Regions from separate parts of the Mus musculus genome. Here region 2 is linked to region 1. Evidence: chromatin loops called from intact Hi-C (ENCODE). Cell type or tissue: left cerebral cortex. All regions are shown on one strand. Each heading gives the region's core, and the rest is flanking DNA. Links, peaks and the distances in the headings are about the cores only.

Region 1 (10,985 bases), core at 1,858-9,857:
ACCAGCATGGCCAAGTTCTGATGAATGATGAAAGGACTGAACATTGGCTGTTTTACAGGTGATCATGTTTCCTTCATTGTATCCTCACAGCGTAGAAAGCAACACAAAGCAAGTAAGCATCTATGTTTCTCCAATAACGACCATGACCTAATTATGAAAAAAAAACCCAGCCTTATAAGAATAACACATATATTCTATAGAGAAACATTCAGTATTTTAACAACTACCATCTCAGGACTCTATAACTTTATTATAACATAAGCATGCTATTTCTACTTTATCGATTCTTATATCAGATTTTGCCTATCAATTTTTCTTGGTTGTTGTTTCTGAAACCTAGAGCTGTTTTTCTTGAAATGACCTCAGAGTATCAGCAACTGTAAATTTACAGTTTGTCCTATTGCTAGAACCCTCTTTCCCATCAATTAGATTCTATCCATCTGGTTTCTCTGCTTCTATCTCAAGCAGATGCTCTACTTTTCTGCATCCCTATCACAGAAATAAAAATAGGATCCATGCCTCTGCTTTTAGAAAAATCTTGTCTTCACATTTTACACTTTTCTGTCCTATTCTTACATATTGTCTTTGTTTTGCCTTTCATTCTTCTTGGCTTGCTTTCCTTCTTTGTCCTTTATCCAGCACCTTTACAATACTTATTTCCTAAGTTACTCTATGATAAGGCCTAAAAACACATAACATATTTTTATTCTTTTGTTTTGTTAGTCTGTATACGTTGTGCATACCAAGTAAACACTCTATCATTGAGCCTCAAAAAATGATTCTTAATGAACTATGCATATTTTCCAGACTTCCTGAATTCCATGGCTACCAGAGATACTATGGAGCTGGGCTTGCACAACCAGGAAAACCTATATCAGTGATATCATCAAAGTCCCTCAAAGCCAGCTCATCTTTTCTGGAATGTAGGAATTTTCTCCAGTAGTCGGATTACTGAAACCTATCATTTTCTGGGTCATTTGGTCTTCATAGTCACCATCGTTTCTGAACAAACATCTAAGCTTACTGATTTTAGAATGTCAAGGCTTTTGCTCCTGATCTTCCCCAAAAGATTTTACAAATGTCTCTGTTTCTATGCCCATAGTGCCTCCGTGGAAGACTGTCTCTAATTCTCCAATGTCCTCTATGAATGGTAATAGGTACTGTAAGAAAAGTGGATCCAATGTCACAAAGTCTAGGATTTCATTACTCTGCCAGGGATCTGCTTACAGAATTAATACAAGTCCTTTGTAACAGGCTGAAATGACTTACATGAAAGATGGCGAGGCCATTTTAGGTAACAGTATGGTTGTTTCTTGTCCCTAATGTCTACAAATCAGTTTCCATTGCCTCTGTAATCAAGAAGGTAGATATATTTCTTTATGTACTTTATTTTATCCAAAAGATCTTCAAACGTTTTTGGTTTCCCAGACTACTTTGTGTGTGTGTGTGTGTGTGTGTGTGTGTGTGTGTGTGTGTGTTGGATAGAATGCTCCTAAACAAACAAAACAGTTTTATGTTCAGACACAGCATAAATCCAGAAAAGCCGTGAAAACAGTAGTCAGTGTCATGGAAACAGCCTATGGGTGCTATACTAGTGCCAAGTAATCTAAAGGCAGCATGCCATTAATAAAGGTTTCCAAAGTAGAGAGGCCTCCATGTAGATGGTTTTCTCCTGCTAATTAAACAGCTACTCCAGTAGCAGGAAGTAAACTGCGGGTCCCTCAGACACTTAAAGGATTCCTCATACTCCAGCGCTTGAACATCAGCTCTATGAATACCTAAAATAGGACTAAGTGAAAATTGGATAACATTTGCTTGACATTGTCACTGGCCTTTCTCTAATGTCAAAGATGGATTTGCATAATTATGCTGAAAGCCAGGAAAATGTACCCAGCAGGAAGCTTTCTGGCTGGTGTGAGGTTTTAGTTCTACTCCAGCTGTGACTCTCAAGATGAAGAAAATCTCCTTTCAGAAAAAATGAACAGAGTTCACACTTTCTAAGGCAGTGTACTAACTGCTTAAGGACAATTTGCTTTGCATACTGATTTCCCAGGCCTAATTAAGATAGGCCTGATAAGCAACGGATTGACTGAACAACCTTGTGCTCAGTATGAAAAGGGCTTCAGAGAGGACAGAGTCCAAGCACTGTTACCTCATAAACCTCTTTCTGATTACAATTCTTTCAAGCTGGCCAGATGCCTGATGGAAGCAAACTTCTAAAGACTGCCACTGTAACAGGTGTGGGGCTAGGGTGCAATCTTGTCTTTCAAGGTCACTGCAGTCATAAAATGTCTCTTTTGCTGAAGACACTAAGGCCTCTCTAAAGGGCTCCAATCTGCATGCATTCCACGGGACCTAACTCAGGCTATTCCATACAGGCTTTCTGATTTCCCATTCTGCTATCACATAGGAGTTGAAATCATTACTTCTCTTTGGGCTGAAATACCCTCCCTCCCTCCCTTCCTCCCTCCTTCCCTCCCTCCCTCCCTCCCTTACTTCCTTTCTTCCTTCCTCCCTTTCTCCCTCCCTCCCCCATCCTCCCTCTCTCCTCACTTCCCTCCCTCCTTCCCTTCCTTCCTTTCCTCCTTCCTCCCTTCTTTTCTTTTTACATATATTTGTAAATAAGTTTGTCTTACTATTATTTAAAATAACATGCAAATATTTGGGCTATGTTATCAAGACAAAGAATGCAAACAGGAAGATTCACAACTTTCTGGAATGATTCCCCAAGTGAGAGATCACTCATTTGTATTGCAGCCTACTCACACACTGCCGAAGGCAGTAAACTCTCCCCCACTTAAGAAATGTTGCCTTTAGAAAACCAGTACAATCCGTTTCCCCAAGCGGGGTTTTCACTGAGACCTAACAATATACTGTACACCGAGCTTTGGGAAATTGCCAAGATTTATATGTTTTTGTTCCCTTGTTCACTGATTTTAAAAGATTTCTTTTGTTGTTTTGCTGCATTTTGATTTATCGGTGATGGAAGTCTCATTATGTTGCTTAGACTGATCTTCAGCTCAACAGATCTTCCACCTCAATCTTCCACTACTCATTAGGATCAAATGGTGGTTTTCTGTCAAGCTTTACTGTCTCTGCAACACTATGAAGCTGAACCTGCGTGTGGATTGCTCTGACACTGTTATTCTGTCTCACAATAAGAGAAATTTTAACACACGTCAGATGCCTCAGAGAATACCTTTCAGCTTAATTCTAGTTCGAACCAAAGGTTTCAATTTGTGCAATTTGCTAAATGGCAATTTGCCTCGGAATAATCTCATAAACACGGAACAGACCGACTGGCTGATTTGGAATCTCTGACCTTTTAAAGGGCAAATGTCTAGCTTCTGAAGCAAAAGGCAGTCACAGAAACAAAAGCCATATCCATTTTAAAGAGATTATTATGGTTATTAACACACTGCGATTGTGAAGCACTTACCGTTCATAGAGTTTTTATACATTCATTATCTCATTTGACAATCACAGCAATCCAGTAGGACAGATGTTCATTAACAGAAGCAATTGTCAGATGCAGAATTCCAGGCGTAGCAATGTTAACTGGTTTATCCAAGCCTGTACTGTCAGTTGATGTGCATAAAAATCAGTTCTTTTTTTTTTTCTCATTAAACAAAATAAAAGGGAATGGAGAATATCTAAAGAATTCACAATGCAGCCCTCTGTCACCCTGATCTTTACATTGACTGGTCTTTACAGTTCAATGTTTGGGAAGAAGCAGAGGCACAGGTTGCTTAGGGAACTTGGGATGGTGGGGGTATGAGAGGTCATGCTCAACCATGAGCTCACATTGACGTCATGATCTGTGGCATAATCGATGTGCAATGTGACATAAGACCACAAAACACAGTGAGTAACTTGCTTCAATTCTGTCACTATTTTCTGATCAATTTGAAAAACCTGAATCAGCCCAGGCAGGGAGGCTTCGTGACACATGTGTGCAGCTGAGACAGTTGCACCCAGTAGCTGGCACCAAGTAGGCTGAGCTTAACAGAAGATGGAGTCTGACAGCAGAAAATGATGCAGAACAACAACAAAGAAAGAAAACATGCCCCTCAAGCAAGTCTGGGCGTGATTATATATTCCACCTCTTCTATTTGTCAACAGTCAGCTCTTCCCAGCACTGTTAAAGAATAGTCTCCTACTGAAGAATAGCTGTGAGACATCCGAAAGCTGCAGTGTTCTGCAGTACCTGTGAGAAATGCTTCCCAGGATCTAAATCAGCCATGCTTTCCAGTCTCTGTGTAGTCTAAGGACAAATACCAATTAGCAAGAACACAAGGCTCCTTTCTGATCCCCTTCCTGCTGAACTGATTTAAAGAGGGGAAAAGAAGAGAAAATGATGTTTCACAGCAGAATCCAAGTCTCAAGTCTTAAAAGGCAAGGGATGAGAAGTTTGAAGCACTTTTTAGCCGAAAAAAAAAATGAATTCTCTACATATATTTTTAAGGTAACTGGATACTGTGTATTGCAAAGGCTACTTCTATGGGGAGAAACAGTCATTCAGCAAATCTTTCTCTTGAAAAACAGCTGCTACAGCTGCTAAGTGAAATGTGTTTATGTGAAAAGCTGTATCCATTGCCGATGCGCAGGTCTAATTTTCCGGGTTTGAAATGGAAAAACAACTTTACATAATGCAATGCTTATTAGCATCTGAATATGGACCTAATTGTGTCCTTTTGACTCTAAGAGGCAATTGGGAATGTATTCTATGTAAGTGGATTAAGGAATGTGTCACATGTACAATTATAACAGAAATCTTTCATTTTGAAAACTGCAACCTTATCCCATTGTCTCTAAGCAGAACAATAGCCGCCTGTGCCTTTTCCTTAGATCTGTTTAGACCAATATGTGAACAGCAGTGTAAACATGTATCCTGCTGCATCAGATTATAGCAGAGTGGCTCAGTGTCTTGTGGTACTCTGTAATATTGTGTATACTCAGGGCTCCTCCAAGCCAAAAGAATAGTCAAAAAATTAAAATAAAAACAAAAGTCAAATGGTTGTTTGGCACACCAAATACTCACTAAGATAACCCCAGGGTTTATTTTGTGTTGGATCCAGTTTCCTTTTGAACTGAACAAACCCATTCAGGAAGTGCCATAACTTGAATGTTCCAGAAATTTCTCAGAAATCTTTTTGATGATTTCTCTAAGACCCAATTTAAAAAAAAATGTTTCCACACAACAATGAAAGTTTCTTTGTCATAGTAACTTAGAGGATACCTATCTCAGTTAAAAAAAACACATTACAGACCAATGGAATTTTAGTTTGCCTTATGATTATAGACACCAATTTTTAAAATATGGAGCTCATTTGTGTATGTGACTATTCACCCTGTTCAAGTAAAAATTCTCTTGAATAAACAGGTTTTATTTTGTTGTCTTTCACCAAATACTAGTTTGGCTAATTGTATTTATTGGGTTGGATTTTATCCAGAATGACTACTCAAACTATCATGTCATGGGACATGTATATGTACATGTCAACATGCCTATGTATATATGTGCATGCATGCACATTCACAGACATATATATGAATTTCAACATATCCTTCTTATGCAAACTTTATGTTACATGCAGCTAGCTTTCAATATATTTGCCCTATGTTATACTGACATCTATGGACCCCGCAGGAGAAATTCAGTTTTTTAGAACAATATTCTGGCTACTTAGAAACAATGTAAAAATGTGAATAAGGGTCTTTGGATCTCTTGTGTGTGTGAGCCATGGCTGATCTTTAGCAATAAATAAATAAACAGATAGATAGATAGATAGATAGATAGATAGATAGATAGATAGATAAGTATGAAGCTCATTTCATTGCCTAAAATCAAAAGTAAAAAAGAAAGGCAAGTGAGCAACATTCTTGGGCAAAGAATCATGGGATTTTTAGCACAGTGTGTTTCTTATTGGAGTCTGCCAGCAGATACAGTTTTAGTATTCCATAGAAACTATCTAATATTGTAATTGCCCTGTGATTACTGTATTAAACACTAAGGATACAATAAGGAATAAATTTTACCCTGAACTCAACTGCAAAGGACTCACAGTCAAGTGTAGGAAATAGAAATAAAATATGTAGTGAATAATAAAGTATATTAAGTTCCATGGTAAGGTGTTTTTGACAAGATACTTTAAAAGTTATAACAAATCACAAGAGTTCAGAGTCTTCAGACAGTAAACTTTATTTTATTCATTCAAGTCATTGTTCAGAGTAGCCAAGAGTTAATCAGGGGATCCTATATTCAAACCAGTCATTCAAATTCCTTCTACATTAGAATGCCATTGCCTTCAACACATACAGTCTAAAATCATTATATAGAGGAACCACACCTATTATCTCCCTCAAACAAGAAGAAATACATTACTTCTGCTCAAATAACTGCAGAAAACAACTAGTCATATAGATGCACTTTCTGAAAGCAACATGAAGATATGTAGCTTAGCTATGACTTGGTGAGCAATTATTAATAACTAGATGCAACAAATGATCACTAGGTAACTTGTCTATAGATGCAAAACAAATGTTAAAACTCTAAGGTTTCACTTATTTCTTGACTATTGATAAATAGGTATGACCAAGTTGATTTTTTAAAATCTAGTTGAGCAGAGATAACTAGGATAATTAGGGTGACCCAAAATATTAAAATATTCATTCTTTTGCAATCCTTTCTCATGTTGGAATGACAAACTAGCAAGTTCTTTTTCAGTCTCAGTACCCGAGACAAACTAGTTTAAAGGAGAAAGGATTTATTTTGGCTCATGGTTTCAGAGGTCTCAGTCTATATTATTGGCTAACTAAATTGGTTCTTAGTCAAAGTAAAGCATAACATTGTGGTATAAAGATGGAGAAGAACATTTTCTCAACTAACAGTGACCTAGATAAATAGAATAACATAAGAAGGAAGCCAGGACGAGGAATATATAGGTCAAGCCCTCAGGGAATTGCATCTTTTGATTAGGCCTAACTCTACATACTTTAACCTCCAAATGACATTATCAAATTTTCAACTAACCATCAATGTCATTAGAATATTCAGTATTCAGTCATACTCACATTTATCCCACCTCTGAGTTCTTGTGCATTAGTTTACAAATTCTCAACACTTAAGTCTTATGGAGGGCCCATGCAGACAACAAATGAGTACTATAAAAAGCTGGACATAAAAAAAAATCATGTAGTTAACAAAGAGCTAGCTAATAACAGATTGTAGACAAAATTAAAACAAAAGAGTGCACATCATGGATCGCAGTCATGTATTCCTCCAAATACTAAGGAGGTATTTATTTATTTATTTATTTATTTATTTATTTATTTATTTTACTTACTATGGTTATGATGATTAGTATTAATTGTGATTTCAAAAACTAGGAGTGAATCCCATGGGCACACCTATGAAGAATGATCGTTAGTCAGTGACGTTAGACACTGAGAATGTGAAAGGTTGCCTTGGCTGTATTACTTGATGTCAGTACATCTGTCTTAACTGTGGGACGGATCCCAGATTATATGTAATGGAAAGAATGTGTGGAGCACTAGTATGCATTCAGTTCATTGTTTCCTGTTCCTGATAATGGATGTAATGTGACTAGGCACTTCAAGCTCCTGTCATTATGATTTCCCTGACATGATTTACTGAAACCTGGAACTGTGAGCTCAATAAACTCTTGTCTCCCTTAAATTGTTTTTATCAAAGTATTTAACACCGCAACATGAAAAAACAGTGGGTAACTAACTATACATAATTACTCATGGATAGAGAGCTGACTAGTCATAGCTATACTAGCTAGAGAGACGTTAAAATCTATTTTTAGAATTCCATATTCTCAAGTTATCATATCATTCATCTCCTTATTGTTATACTATGTCTCCTATTAGAAAGTTTCACTGATTTATCAAAAACTTCACCAGTTTTTCTTCCTTATTACCCTGGTATTGAAGCTATCTCACCAGATTGTTTCCAAAATGTCTATCCCACTTTCACTCGGAGTCTAAATTAATACCCACTGGTAGTGGACCATAACAAGACAGACCTATTGTCCTGCTTATACAAAAGGAGGAAAAGTTGTTGGAACTCAAAATCAAACTGAAGCAAGTAGAAATCCAGGAAATGACATTGAAAGTATCCAGTTAAATGGTGGTAGGTAGGTATTGCAAACATGTTTGAAATTGGTCAAAACCTAAATCAAGACTTCATGGAGATAAATTGCAAAATTATTCATGTAAATAGTAGTTTAAGATATATCTGAATGACGTCATGATGAGTTATGGTATCTACCTTAGCTATTGTTTTATTTTCTGTTATAAATGTTCATATTTTCAAAGAAGAATCATCTTCTTGCTAAGATTGGACAAATGCTAATTCCAGAACTATCAGTGTAGTTAGAGAAATGAAGTTCCATTTTTAGAAGAACCTGAGTAAGAAAAATATACTTATAACATGTAAGATAGATAGACCTTCACTGTAAGCATAAACAGAATCACTCGATTTGAAAATATGAAGCACAGTTTCCAAAGAAATACAAGGACATCATCAAATGCATGATCCATGAACTTGTGTTATAATATACTTTTCAGAAGGAAAGTATCTAGGTTCTGATATTTATTTTTATATCATTCATGGGTTTGTCATCAACTATAAATATTATTCTGGAATATCGTCTGCCCTAGTGGTTCCCAACATTCCCAATGCTGCGAACCCTTAATATAGTTTCTCACTTGTGGTGACCCCAACAATAAGATTAGTTTCATTGCTTCTGCATAACTGTAATTTTGGTACTGTTACAAATCATAATTTCAATGTTTTTGGAAATAGAACTTTGCCACAATTTGAGAACCACTATTTTAAAAATCTTTGTCAACAAATATCTACAATGGATGTTGTGATTGAGAGACACAAAGGTGAAGAACATTAATTGTAAAGTAAACTATTCTTGATCAGTACTTAATGTGTGTCAATGGAAAATGGATAATGAATATGTTATGCAATGGCAGATCTAGAAATGTAGTCATTGCTCAAAAACTATAGAAATATGAGTGGGTAAAGTATCATGGATACTTCCTAATCTAGGAGATGAGTCACAAATTTGAGGGTTAATAGTTGTTGTGGTTTGAATGAAAATGACCACCATGGGCTTGTAGGGAGTGGTACTATTAGGAGGTATGCCCTTGCTGAAGGAAATGTGTCATTGGATGTTGACTTTGAGATTTCAAAAGCTCAAGAAGGCCCACCCTATTGCTCACTCTCTCTCCCTGCTGCCTGCTGATCCAGATGTAGAAAGCTTCACTCCTTCTCCAGCACCATGTCTACTTGCATGCCACCATACTTCCCACCATGATGAAAATAGACTAAACGTCTGAATCCTGTAAGCCAATCTGAATTGATTTTTTTTCCCTTGTAAATGTTTCTAGGGTCATGGTGTCTCTTCACAGTAATAGAAGCTGTAAGACAAAAGTCAAGGAAAACTAGAGAGAAAAACATGCTACTAACACTGCATATTTATAGCAGTTATTTAGAAAGAATCCAACTTCAAGGATGGCAATCTAGTCCCCAATTTCTGTGATCAAATCCAGAATTAGGAAAATTCATATACAAAACAATGTTGAGCATGTCAAATTATGTAATGCATATCAAGTCCTTAATATTATGAACATGTATGAAATATTCTGCCAATCATTATATTATCATCATTACAACACAGTGTATTATTGAGTACTTTATTATGTTCTATGGAAAGAATCCTATTTAGATAGATATGGACACTTTATTTTAAATAATTTTCACTTTTTAAAAATACACTTCTATGATGATGTGACCATTGCTAATTCACAAAGGAAATTTAAGCATCCTTACCATCTGCTTCCAAGGCTTGTCACTTTGCCATCTTATAATAAGCTCCATTTTTACTGTTAGTAATAGCCTATGGAACCGAGGAAGACAAGGTAATATTTGGTATATTTTTGTGAGTATGGTGTGACTCTGTGTAGATAAAATCTGAATTATTTGCAAAATGGAAAATCTGATGGTCAAAAGGTTGAATGGGTATTTTTAGAGCTCTTCATTGAATTGACATTGCCCCCAAATCTGGACAGAATGTGATGTTCTATTCAATGAACTGAAAATATTTTTAAAAATTGTATTATTGTCCAAGTACATTCAAAATACCATGTTGTTCTCATCTTTTCAAATGAAATACAATTTTTATAAATGAGTGGGAAGCTACAGTGATATTATAAAGCATAAAGTATCCGACTTAGTGTGGAAGACTACTAACCTCTGAGCATGACAATGTCATTGATCACTTCTCGGCCACAATGAAGACCTGCAGATGTGCACCATATTAGACCCACTAAAAAGACCATTGTGCAACTGGGGAGGCTTATGGAGAACCACCTCTCATCAAGGATATAGAAGTAGATACTGGTTATTTTAGAATAACTTTTTCTTTTTTTTCCATTTTTTATTAGGTATTTAGCTCATTTACATTTCCAATGCTATACCAAAAGTCCCCCATACCCACCCACCCCCACTCCCCTACCCACCCACTCCCCCTATTTGGCCCTGGCGTTTCCCTGTACTGGGGCATATAAAGTTTGCCTGTCCAATGGGCCTCTCTTTCCAGTGATGGCCGACTAGGCCATCTTTTGATACATATGCAGTTAGAGTGAAGAGCTCTGGGGTACTGGTTAGTTCATAATGTCGTTCCACCTATAGGGTTGCAGATCCCTTTAGCTCCTTGGGTACTTTCTCTAGCCCCTCCATTGGGAGCCCTGTGATCCATCCATTAGCTGACTGTGAGCATCCACTTCTGTGTTTGCTAGGCCCCAGCATAGTCTCACAAGAGACAGCTACATCTGGGTCCTTTCGATAAAATCTTGCTAGTGTATGCAATGGTGTCAGCGTTTGGATGCTGATTATGGGGTGGATCCCTGGATAGGGCAGTCTCTACATGGTCCATCCTTTTCTT
Region 2 (10,985 bases), core at 1,978-9,977, 1.4 Mb before region 1:
TTATTTTTTGGAGAGAAAAATCTACTGTCTTCTGTAAGTCACAGTGGGTGTCAGTGCTAATATTTCTTAAATCCTTAGTTGATTCGTGGCACACTGTCACAGGAATCTAGATTAAAATTAGCGGGGGCATTTTTGCAATGGTGAAGATTGAACCTAATGCATTGCACATGCTAAGCAAGGGCTCTATTGCAGCCCAGGTCTTTCCGTTTTTATTTTAGTTGCTGGAGAAATAGGTATGTTCTTCTCAGGTAGCCTTGTAAGTACAAAGAAGTCCTTTGTGTTTCCTTGCCTTGCTCTCTGAGAGTGTCTTTGGAAAAGGGGGAGGAAATTGGATGGTGCCAATAACATTTGACAAACTATTCTACTCATAATGATGCTATGAAGATATTATGACATAATGTATATAAGCAATGCTTTTGAACCCTGCTTGGCATCCAGGGGGTTCTCAAAAATATCAGTTATCACTCTCTTCTTTTTCCTGTGAATTCATACTGCACCAAAGCCTGTCCTATTATTACCTGAAAACATCATCGCTGTTATCCATAACAACTCTACATGGCAGGGGGAAAAAAACCTCCACCACCACCACCACCAAAAAACCAAATGGCAACAGAGAAAGGGTTAACAGCCCTCCCTCCATTTTGCAGATAGAAAAAGCCCTGTCCTTATTGGCTAAACACCACCAAATCCTACCTTGACATTGCAATCTCAAGCCTTATTCACCTTCTGACATTCAGGACTTGAGTTGGGCTTGCTTCTGTAGATGATAGGTGCTATTGGGAGAGAAATTATGTGCACATTGCAAATATTTTTTTCACATTCCCAAAGGATCAGAAAAACAAGTTTAGTGAATGAAAAACATAATTAAATATCCTGTGATTTACCTGCTATAAGGCAGGGTTGGGTGTTATACATGACTCCCTGATTCCCCAATAGAAAAGTGCTAAAAATTATATTTCTTTTGAAGGCCAGTGTGTGTGTGTGTGTGTGTGTGTGTGTGTGTGTGTGTGTGGTGTGCTTGTGTGTGTGTGTGTGTGCATTGTGTGTGCCTATGTGTGTGTGGGGTATGTGTGTGTGTGTGTGTGGTGTGTGCTTATGTGTGTGCATTGTGTGTGTCTGTCTGTGTGTGGTGTATGTGTGTGTGTGTGGTGTGTGTGCTTGTGTGTGTGTGCATTGTGTGTGCCTGTGTGTGCATTGTGTGTGTCTGTGTGTGTGTGGTGTATGTGTGTGTGGTGTGTGTGCTTGTGTCTGTGTGCATTGTGTGTGTCTGTGTGTGTGTGGTGTATGTGTGTGTGGTGTGTGTGCTTGTGTCTGTGTGCATTGTGTGTGCCTGTGTGTGCATTGTGTATGCATGTGTGTGTGTGTGTGTGTGTGTGTGTGTGTGTGACAGAGATGCTGAAAAAGAAGTGAAGAAATAATTTTCTGTGGGTCACGTTAATTGCTCTTTCTCATTCTCTTTACATGCGTACACAACTCCAGGTGACAATTTATGCGTACTGAATTAATGATTTGTTTGTCAGAGTGTATGATTTTATATACATATATATGCATATATGTATTTATATATGTATCTATGAATGCATATTATAAATATAAACTTTTTTAAAATATAAACTTCTTAATTAAAACATTTATAAGTCTGCTTTGATCTCACATTTTTTTCCCCACTCTTTTATGTGAGGTCAGGATCTGCAACAAACTGGGAGCGCAGAGATTACTCACTGCGCAACATTTTCTCTGCCCCCCCCCATCCCATCTCTGCAACATTGTAGTTCAATCCCACTCCCCCCAATGGACATTTTTTCTTGCTTAGACTATCTACAAGGTATATGGTAAGGGGCATATCATTAAGGGCATCACCTAAGGTTTCCTTGGATGGGGCTTAAACAGGTAAATATTAATGAAGAACCTGTCAAGCACTAGCAGTGATTCTGAACTAAAGTAAATGTCCTTTAACTGCTGAATGTCGCCTGCTGTGTTTGTTGGAGGGGTGCCTGTCAATTAAAATAAGAGGTCTCAAGACCACAATGTGAAGTGTCTTAGTTATCTAGTACCATCTAACAGGAAGCAAGACGCAAAGGGCTCGGCGCAGAAAAGAAACAGACACACAGACATGTTTTGCAATGACGAACTTTATGTCGCACCAGGAACCAGCAACCTGTTCATGTTTAGCAATTCCGCGGTATGCTGTAAACACTGCTTTTCAGGTTAAGCTGAGCAAAGGAACGGGATAAAAGGCAGTCTTGGAGACTTTTCCACAGTCCTTTTAAAAATATAAAATTGTCACCAAATGACTTCAGTAAGCTAATAAAAGGGCTCGCTGAATACCCTTATACTATCCTCTTAAACTTACGTGACCATCAGCAACGCTGTTCAAATTCAGCCAGCAGCTGTTAGACCAAGACAGATCCGCAGTGTGTTATCTCCCAGAGTTACGAGTGTGTTCCCTGAGACCCGCCGAAAATGAGGGTCGGTTTCACCGAGAACATAATAGAGATCATTTGCAATCCCCCCAGCCCCGCTCCCATTACTTCAAACCCTGAGCCCCCTCCCACTTGGTCCGAGTCCGATTTCTTAATAAGGTGAACAGTTTGCACCCCCCTACTGGATTTCACCCTCCTCAGCCCAACCCCTCAACCTGAGACCCCCGCGTTCAGTTTTACTCCTCCTCCTTCCCACCCTTCCCTGTCCCCCTCCCCCTCCCATTACTTCTAGAGACCCCACCCCAGTCTTACTCTCACAGCTTTCCCTGAGAGCGAGGGTCTCTACATCCTTGCCTCCCTCTAGCGCCTACATCTCCAACCTGTCCTCCAACCTTCTCCAGAATCGGGTTGCATTAGAGATACCTGCGTTCTTGTCTCCTTCCAGAGACCCCCACCACCCCGCGATTTGAGCGCTCTGAGTCGCTCCCCGCCACCCTCCCGAACCAGCGCGGTCCTCCAGGCTGCAACCATCCGGGACCTGTCCATGCTCCCCTACCCCATCCTCCGCCCAAATCATTAAGGTCTCAGCTAGCAATGCCGCCCGGGGGCTCCAACTTACCACTAGCGTCCGGGAGGAAGACCAGGCAGGTCGCCGCGGCGGCAGCTAGACGAGAAACGGACTCGGCTGCAATCGCCCAGCGGAGCCCGCGGCAGTCAGTGCGCTGCTCTGAGCTGCGCGCCGCAACCTCGCTTCTCAGAAGACGGAAAGAAGGATGGAGGGAGCTCGGCGCGAAGGATAGCGCCGGCAAGTCGACCTCCTGTGGGCAACCTGCGCCCCCCGGAAAGGTTTGGCTGGAATTGTTTTACTACCCTACTCTAGCATAGTAACTGACACCTCCAGCATCTCCGCGCCAATCGCTTCTTCTTTCTTCTTTGAAGGCCCCTAACTAACTACACTATTCTAAGCGGACGAAGACCACCACCGGAGCACCACGACGATCTCCACGACGCCGACGACAATCGATGTGCAGAACGAAGAAAAGTTCATATGTAATAGGAAGGTAAGGGATAGACAGGCCAAAGGAGCAACCAAGATTAACAATCTTGCTGCTCCAAGGGCTCAATCATTAAGCCTGGTGCACCCAAGGAAGCTTCCTTGGTGAGAACCAGAGCACCTACCCAGAGCTGGTGAGGCTGCACCAGGCTCTTAGGCAAAACCAGGGATGAGGGGAGGAGTCACGAGGAGCGAAGAAGAGCCAATCAGTGCTCAGGGTTACACTGCTCAGGGCCTGTTTGGACCAGAATCCTAGTGCGTCTGGAATCTGCTGGCAGGGGACCCTGAGCTGTGGCGTAGGTGGGGAAGTGATTAATTTGATTCATAAGCCATAGGGACTCGGGGAAACTGAGGTCATCCATGGCACCAGACAGGAGATGGGGAAATTCTCAAGAATCGACCCTCAAAGATATAACTTTAAACACATACTGCAGAGACAGACAGACAGACAGACAGACAGAGACAGAGACAGAGAGACAGAGGCACTCAGAGAGACAGATGCAGAAATAGAGAGACACAGAGGAGAGACAGACAAGTAGAGAGACAGATATACGCAGATAAAGATAGAAATACAGACGGGGGGGGGGGTTTAGTTCCAGAAACAGACTTTCAAAATCTTATAAATTTTACTGGTTCATAAACTCCTTCAGAGGGTCTCCATTCTGACTGTCATTCTTCCCTTCATCAGGAACTACTGACTCTGACAGGATCAACCATTAAAGGCCACAAATCAGTTTGATGGCTGGCTTCCTTACTCTCACCCCTACTCTTAAATTCAAAAAGAGAAAGGAAACCCCTTGGCTTTCAAGGCCTAAGAAAGCATTTTTTTTAATTCCTTTTTGATGACACCCCCGCACACTCTGCTAAAAGCGTAGAGATAAGCCTTGAAGGTAGCTCACTCGGTTTTCTCTGGGAGCTGAAAATATCTCCAACAGAAATTAGGAGGCACAGTTAGTTGCCTAGCCTCTTTAAGGGCTATCAAGGCATAAACACAAAAGTAAGGTCAGGGAAGAAATAAAATCTCCCTTTCGACAACTGCCTGTACACTCAGCTGTAACTGGGCAAGCTGACCTCTTCACCATTAACTCTCAAGTACCAGTGAGCAGGTGCCTGCTGTGTCCAGGATGCAGCACAGAGGTTGGTCCTGGCCACCTGGCCAAGATACCTGAGTAACATGAAAAACAAGCCTAGGAGTGGAGATACATCCACAGAGAAAGATAGACCAGATTTCTATTCAGAGAGAGAGTCTAGGGGTGTTTGTGTGTGCGTGTGTGCGTGCGCGTGTGCGTGTGCGTGTGCGTGTGTGTGTGTGTGTGTGTGTGTGTGTGTGTGTGTGTGTGTGCGCGTGTGCTGTGTTAGCAACAGGGACAGCTACTTGGAGAGGTAAAGACTGTTTCCCCACTGCTGGGAGGTAGCTGGATCAGCGTAAGAGACTGGTACAGCTACTTGGGTCCTGAGGACAGAACAGTGATTATATAAAAGAGGTGGCAAAGGGTCGGTGTAGGGGCTTGAAGGTGCAAATCCGAAAACTGCAGAAAGGATGGCTGCAACTGTGGGACTATTGACCCCAAGAGGTATAGAAGTTTAGAATGGAGATAGAGTTGGGATAAATGAGAAGTTAGATCTCTTCTTTATTCTGGGTCCCCAGGTGCCAAATATTTTTCTGAGGTTTGTAATGGGAGCACTAACTGTATTGAAAGAAAGCCACCCAAGGATCGGGAGTCTCTCAGTCTTTAATGAATTCAAATACTTTGCAAGGCTTTGAAATTTAATTCGGCAATGAACCATCAGGACCACCACCCTCCCCTGCTCAAGGAAAAACCCCATTGCAGTTTGCTTGAAGCATCTGTTGAATGCTCCTGTATGGTGCTTGCTACACAGGTGGCGGCGACAGCGCTGCCAAGTCCGCGGACTGCACCACACTTGCATCTGTAGGATCGATTTGTTAGCGAAAAGTATTTTATAAATATCAAAGCGAAAACGTATGCTTTCTCTTTAAATAATTAAGCACTCATCTTTTAAAACTCTGCATTTTTTTATGCTTGCGAATATGGAATACTTTCATACTTTCTTTTCTATCGCGACTTCTGTTGACTATGTCAGAGGTTGAGACGTTTGTATTACTTCAAAATTGTACATATAAATCCCTATAACAAATTCACCATAGAATAGCTCACTGAGGGATTTGAAAAATATACCTTCACCCAAAACCTGGTCTCTTTCCCTAGTTCCTGAGGAAACCTGCTTAGAGAAATTGACCACAGCAAACCGGCAATTATGAGGACGAGGGTAACGAGATGGATAGCTATTCTTTTTATTCCACATTTCTCTCTTTAGTCTACTCTTTCCATCCTGAGGGAAAACAAAAGTTTTGACAAGAGATAAGTAAACCCTTGGTTGGGCAGAAAGTTCGCAATAAGGGCAGTGAGTTGGAATGCTCTCAGGCTAAGGATTTTGAGTAGCCGCAGGCAAGCTTGCCTTTGAGCGGCGCTCTAGCCTCGGCAGGGAGCCGGTGATGCTGAGCTAGAGCAGGATGCAGCCGGATTTAGAGAGTTGGTTTCGGCCAGGAGCAGTATTGGTGTCTTGTGGCATTATCCCCACCAGTCTCTAGACAGGTAGATGCTTAGCTGAGAGTTGGTGATCTGAAGAGCTTTGGTGATTGGGAAACCATGGCCAGGGAGAATAAATACATCGCGGGGAAACATTTAGGACACACTTTAAATTTGGGGAAGTAAATTCTATAGAAGCTTTTTCAGGTGTGCTCAGTTGTAGAGGTTTTTCTAGCACCTAAGGTGTGCAGGGAATTAGCCTGGGTTTCATGGTATTCCCAACATTTCTTCAAGTCTACTAAAGTTGTCTTTGGGGAAAAGAAGAGTAATTTATATCACTTCTTCCAGCGTGATGCAAATGCTTCCTGATCGTGGAAACAGGAAACGTCCCCAATACTCTCACTGCTGTTCTCTCCCCCCCCCCAGGGGATTTCTCCCCTCCGTTATGCTTATCTTTCCAAAACTATTGATTTAGAAATTCATGAAGAATGTTAAGAAATTTGTTATTAAGTAGGAATAAGTCCTTCATCATATGAGATTTTGAGAACTTTATAAATTCCAGCCACTGACTTGACAAGATTACTTGTCATTTGAGTAGCCGCAGGCAAGCCTTTGAGCAGTGCTCTAGTCTCGGCAGGGAGCCGACCAGAGAGCCCTGTGTTGCAAACACATCCCACAAGACCCTAAGACAGATTTAAAAATGAGTATCCCAATTCTAGCAAAATACTCCAAGGAAGATAGTTACACAGATCCAAAGTTTGAAAACCACATTTACTGGAACAGTGACCCCCCCCCCACAACCCTTGTTTACAGGAGGATAAAGATGCAAGGTGTTTTGATAACCCTTCAATCTACATGTATTTTATGCTTTGAAGCAAATTTTGAGAGCTAGAGGCTTTTAAAAATTCTGTAATTATATCAAATAGTATTTTTGGTATTATACACACACACACACACACACACACACACACACACACACACATATATATATACTTAAGCAAAAAAAGAAAAAAGAAAAAAAGAAAAAAAAAGGCCAGCTTCAGATTCATGGTATCCTATTACTATACTGAGTATTATGGAATGTCTAATGACAATCTTTTATAGTATTATTATAACTCTTATGTTTCCTCATTAGTAGTCCCTGAGTGATAAACTATAAATATACCATATACAGTTTATTATATACATGAAGTCTTGAAATTTGGTTACGATTCTTCTTCTTTTGTAATGAAAAAGGTGGCAGAATTCTATTGCTATGTAGGAAGGCAGGGGGCAGTCTCTGCTCATGCCATTTGGACAGATCCAAAGTTTAAAAGAAAAGAAATAGTCAACAGTCAACAGTCAACAGTTCTGTGACACATTCACCAAATGGAGATGAAAATCTAAAAAGCCTTTTGAGTAGAGTATGAAGTCCCTATTACATATTTTTCTCCATTTCTCAGACAAAAACAAGTGTCCTAATTAAAAATCTATGCTGCTTCTTCTTCTTTCTTTCTTTTTTTTTTCAGGAAATCATATGGAATGAATTTAACCTTATCTTGTATTCTTCTAGTAATCAAATACCTAATAATATTTTATTTTATTTTATTTTATTTTATTTTATTTTATTTCATTCTAGAGACTGGGCTTCAATATTGTTTTACAACAAGAGATGCTCTTGGACTTCTGATCCCATTGCCTCAATATATATATTTTAAAACAACAAATTATGCTTGTGAGTTTGAAGGTTAAAATCTAGCAACTTTAAGGACAAAAAGCTAGAAACAATTTTGATGTGATTTTCTAGAGAAATATGCAATGTCTTAGAGCACAACCATGGTATGATGTATGCATTTTATATTATGAGAATGAAGGGAATCATAATCCCTTAAAATGAGAAAGATAGCAATTAGCATCTTTTATTTAAATTAAGCTAAGGTTATAAATCAAGGTGTTAGTGATTTTTCTCTCTCAAGCCTTCCTTTTGACGACTAGCTACTTGTACTGGCTGTACATCCTCTTTTGACTCTTTCAGAATAGCTTGCTATCTAATCTCCGGTCCTACATTAATTGGGTATTTTATCTTGCAGCCAATGGTTGAAGAGTTATCTAGAGTAATGAATTTCAGTTTTTGATCTATCACTAATATCATTACATTATTGCAAATAAAGTAGTCTTTCCTTGTTCCCTTCCTTCCCCTCTCTTTCCCTCCCTCTCCCTCCCTCTCTTTCCCTTCTTCGTTCATTCCAGTCTTTTCCTTTTCTCCTCTCAATCCTACCACTTCCTCTCCCAATCTTAAAAACTAGCATGTAACCATATACTTTTATTTTTCTAATTTTTCCCAAATATATCCTAGTACTTGGTGTAAAGGATAAAACAACAGTGATAATTGCTAATTACTGGCACCAGAAGTTAGTATTGAAAGGTACAACTGCTAGAAACTGAACTTCACAATAACCTGAATACTAAAAAGCTCAACGTGCTTTGCCAAATTGACCCATGACACGAGAAGGTTATATAGGTTTGAACTGACCAGGATGAAAGTGAGTAGAGATGAATGTGAAATGCTCCATGGTTTTGAGCTTCTCTGTACCAATGTAGGTTCCAGAATCTGAAAACATGTTTTTAAAAATAGACTTTGGAATGGAGAACAATCTGCTGGTGTGATATGGATGCAAAGAAGCTTAACTTAATCCTTACTTTTGCACTTTTTGTGTTAATCATCAGGGTACAACTGAGTTTTGTTTGGTGTTTCCAGAGACATTATGAAGGACATCAGAAGATCGGAGTTCATCCAGTAGAAGGTTTAACCCAGTGAAGTCCTGAGATAAGTCATATGAGGACTAGGTAGAGTCTTATATCCTCTGGGTGTCATGATTCTCTATAGGCAGTTGACTAGATATTTGGAGGATTTTCTTGCCAGCCAGCAATGTATTTGTTTTGTAAGGTAACTATTCATTTTATTTACAGCATACCCTTTAGTGTGTAACACAATACTTAATCCATAACTAACATTTAAGAGCATAAAACTGGAAATGTCCATATCCTGGCTCAATCGGAGTGTCCCCCCCCCCCATCAGAATTGACTGAGGTTTAATGAACTTTTGCAAGATGAAGTACTTTGTTTAATATCAACATGTCCTACCCTAACATGGCTAATATCTTAGGGAATGTGTTAGAATATAGAGTTAAATATGAGGAAAAAAACACACACATAGCCAATGAGTAGAGTTTTGTGCTGTTTTGGATCCTAAATTTTGTAATATCCATAAATGATATCTCAGCCTAATTTTAAAGGATTACAAATAAAAGGTTTTCAGTAAAATAAAGATAAAAAATTCTGCATTGTATGTTGGCCATAGATTGTATGTTGGCACTAAAAATGAAAACGGAAAAGCCTCTTCTATCTAATTCCTGGAGCACTGTTATTGAGCATGATACTGACTTCCATGGAAAATGAGTTCTTGGAAGCTTGCTATCATGGAAGAAAGACTATTTTTTAAAAAAGATTTTTATTTACTTATTATGTACATAGCATTCTGCCTGAATGTATGCCCGCAGCCCAGAAGAGAGCACCAGACCTCAATTTAGATGGTTACGAGCCACCATGCAGTTGCCGGGAATTAAACTCAGGTTAAGTGCTCTTAACCTCAGAGCCATCTCTCCAGTTCCAGAAGAAAAAAAAAAAAAAAGACTATTATGTTGAGATACCATCATTTTTTTACAAGACTAGAATGCTCTAAAAATAATTAAATCTAAAAATATAGATTATTATTAAAAGTCATAAATGGAATATAACTGGAAAATTTGATAAATACAAAATGAATATTAGCTTTAAACCAGTGGTTCTCAAACTGTGGGTTGTGAGTTCTTTAGGTCGACTCTTTCACAGAAGTCACCTAAGGCCATCAGAAAACACAAATATTTATATTATGGTTCTAATGGTAGCCAAATAAAGCTATGAAGTCACCATGAAGAGAATTTTATGTTTTGGGGTCACCACAACATGAAGAACTGTACTGAAACATTACAGCATTAGGAAGGTTAAGAAACTTCAAAATCCAAACCCCAGTTAATTTTTGGTGAAACTGTGTGATGTTTGTCAGTGAGTTTAATATTTTTCAGTATCTTTGTCTAAGACTCTTAAATGTGCACAAAGATGTGCTCCAATGGTATGAATTGAAATAGAGAATAAACTGAAGCAGAACCTGAATTTGCTTCCCAGTCCATCATTTTGTGTGACTTTACAAATTGGCAAAGCATTTAGACTAACCACAAAGAAACATTTGAACCAAGTTCTAGTTATACTATTGTTTTCTGTCAGAAGTGCTGCAATTCACCAAAATGTGATAAATTGGCATAAAGAATAAGCTACAAAATATGGTGAGGTCAAGTTTTAAAAGTACGGTTGTCTTTCTAAATGTCTTTTGTTAACTTGATTCTATTCTCTCATTAGAACAAATCTCCATTGTTATTATTCTTTGGGGCTGGGAAGATGTCTCAATAGGAAAGAACATTACTCCATAGGTATGCGGACTCTAGCTTGGATATTTGCAACTACGTAAAAAGGTGGATATGCTGGCATGTATGTCTGTAAGTTCAGCTCTGTGACTGGCAGGAACAGAAGGAACTTTGGGACTTTTTGACCATCCCCTTAAGTTCGGATTTAATGAATGATCCTGTCTCAAAAGAATGGTGGAGAATGAAAGAGAAAGACCACATGATGCATTTCTTTGGCCTCTACAAATGCACTTTCATACAAGTGTGCAAAAACCATAAACAGTACACCACACTACACTAAGAATTAAATTAATAGCAAACTTACTATTCTTTATTCATTAAATGTTACAAGATCTTTTTACAAGATAGACTTTAAATTTAGATTCAAAAATAACTTTAACAATCTAGTAAGTAAATTTATTATCACATAAAGCTTAGTTACAGTAAGTCAAGCCACTAGTTCAGAATGATGTACAGTTA

The links. Hi-C counts contacts between places; a loop is a spot of excess contacts. Peaks named below come from ENCODE experiments on the same cell type or tissue, not always from the same donor. Only the 100,000 strongest peaks of a DNase experiment are listed, where the experiment ranks them.
Region 2: it touches region 1 in a loop (5-fold over the local background); 2 of 42 quality-filtered maps call a loop at or near these places.

Annotation. Positions count from the first base shown.
Region 1 is chrX:145,535,136-145,546,120 of GRCm38, reverse strand. No RefSeq gene overlaps it. Among named protein-coding and RNA genes, the nearest start is that of Amot, 53 kb to the right of the region's middle. In left cerebral cortex, for the core only: a CTCF peak has its summit at 5,631; no DNase peak of the experiment used is centred there.
Region 2 is chrX:146,955,132-146,966,116 of GRCm38, reverse strand. It overlaps Htr2c (5-hydroxytryptamine (serotonin) receptor 2C), which reads right to left and starts at 3,604. Exons shown (of 6, transcript NM_008312.4): 1 at 3,043-3,604. In left cerebral cortex, for the core only: CTCF peaks have their summits at 6,012 and 7,300; DNase peaks (open chromatin) are centred at 3,553, 5,298, 5,779, 5,942 and 3 more places; H3K4me3 peaks cover 1,253 bases.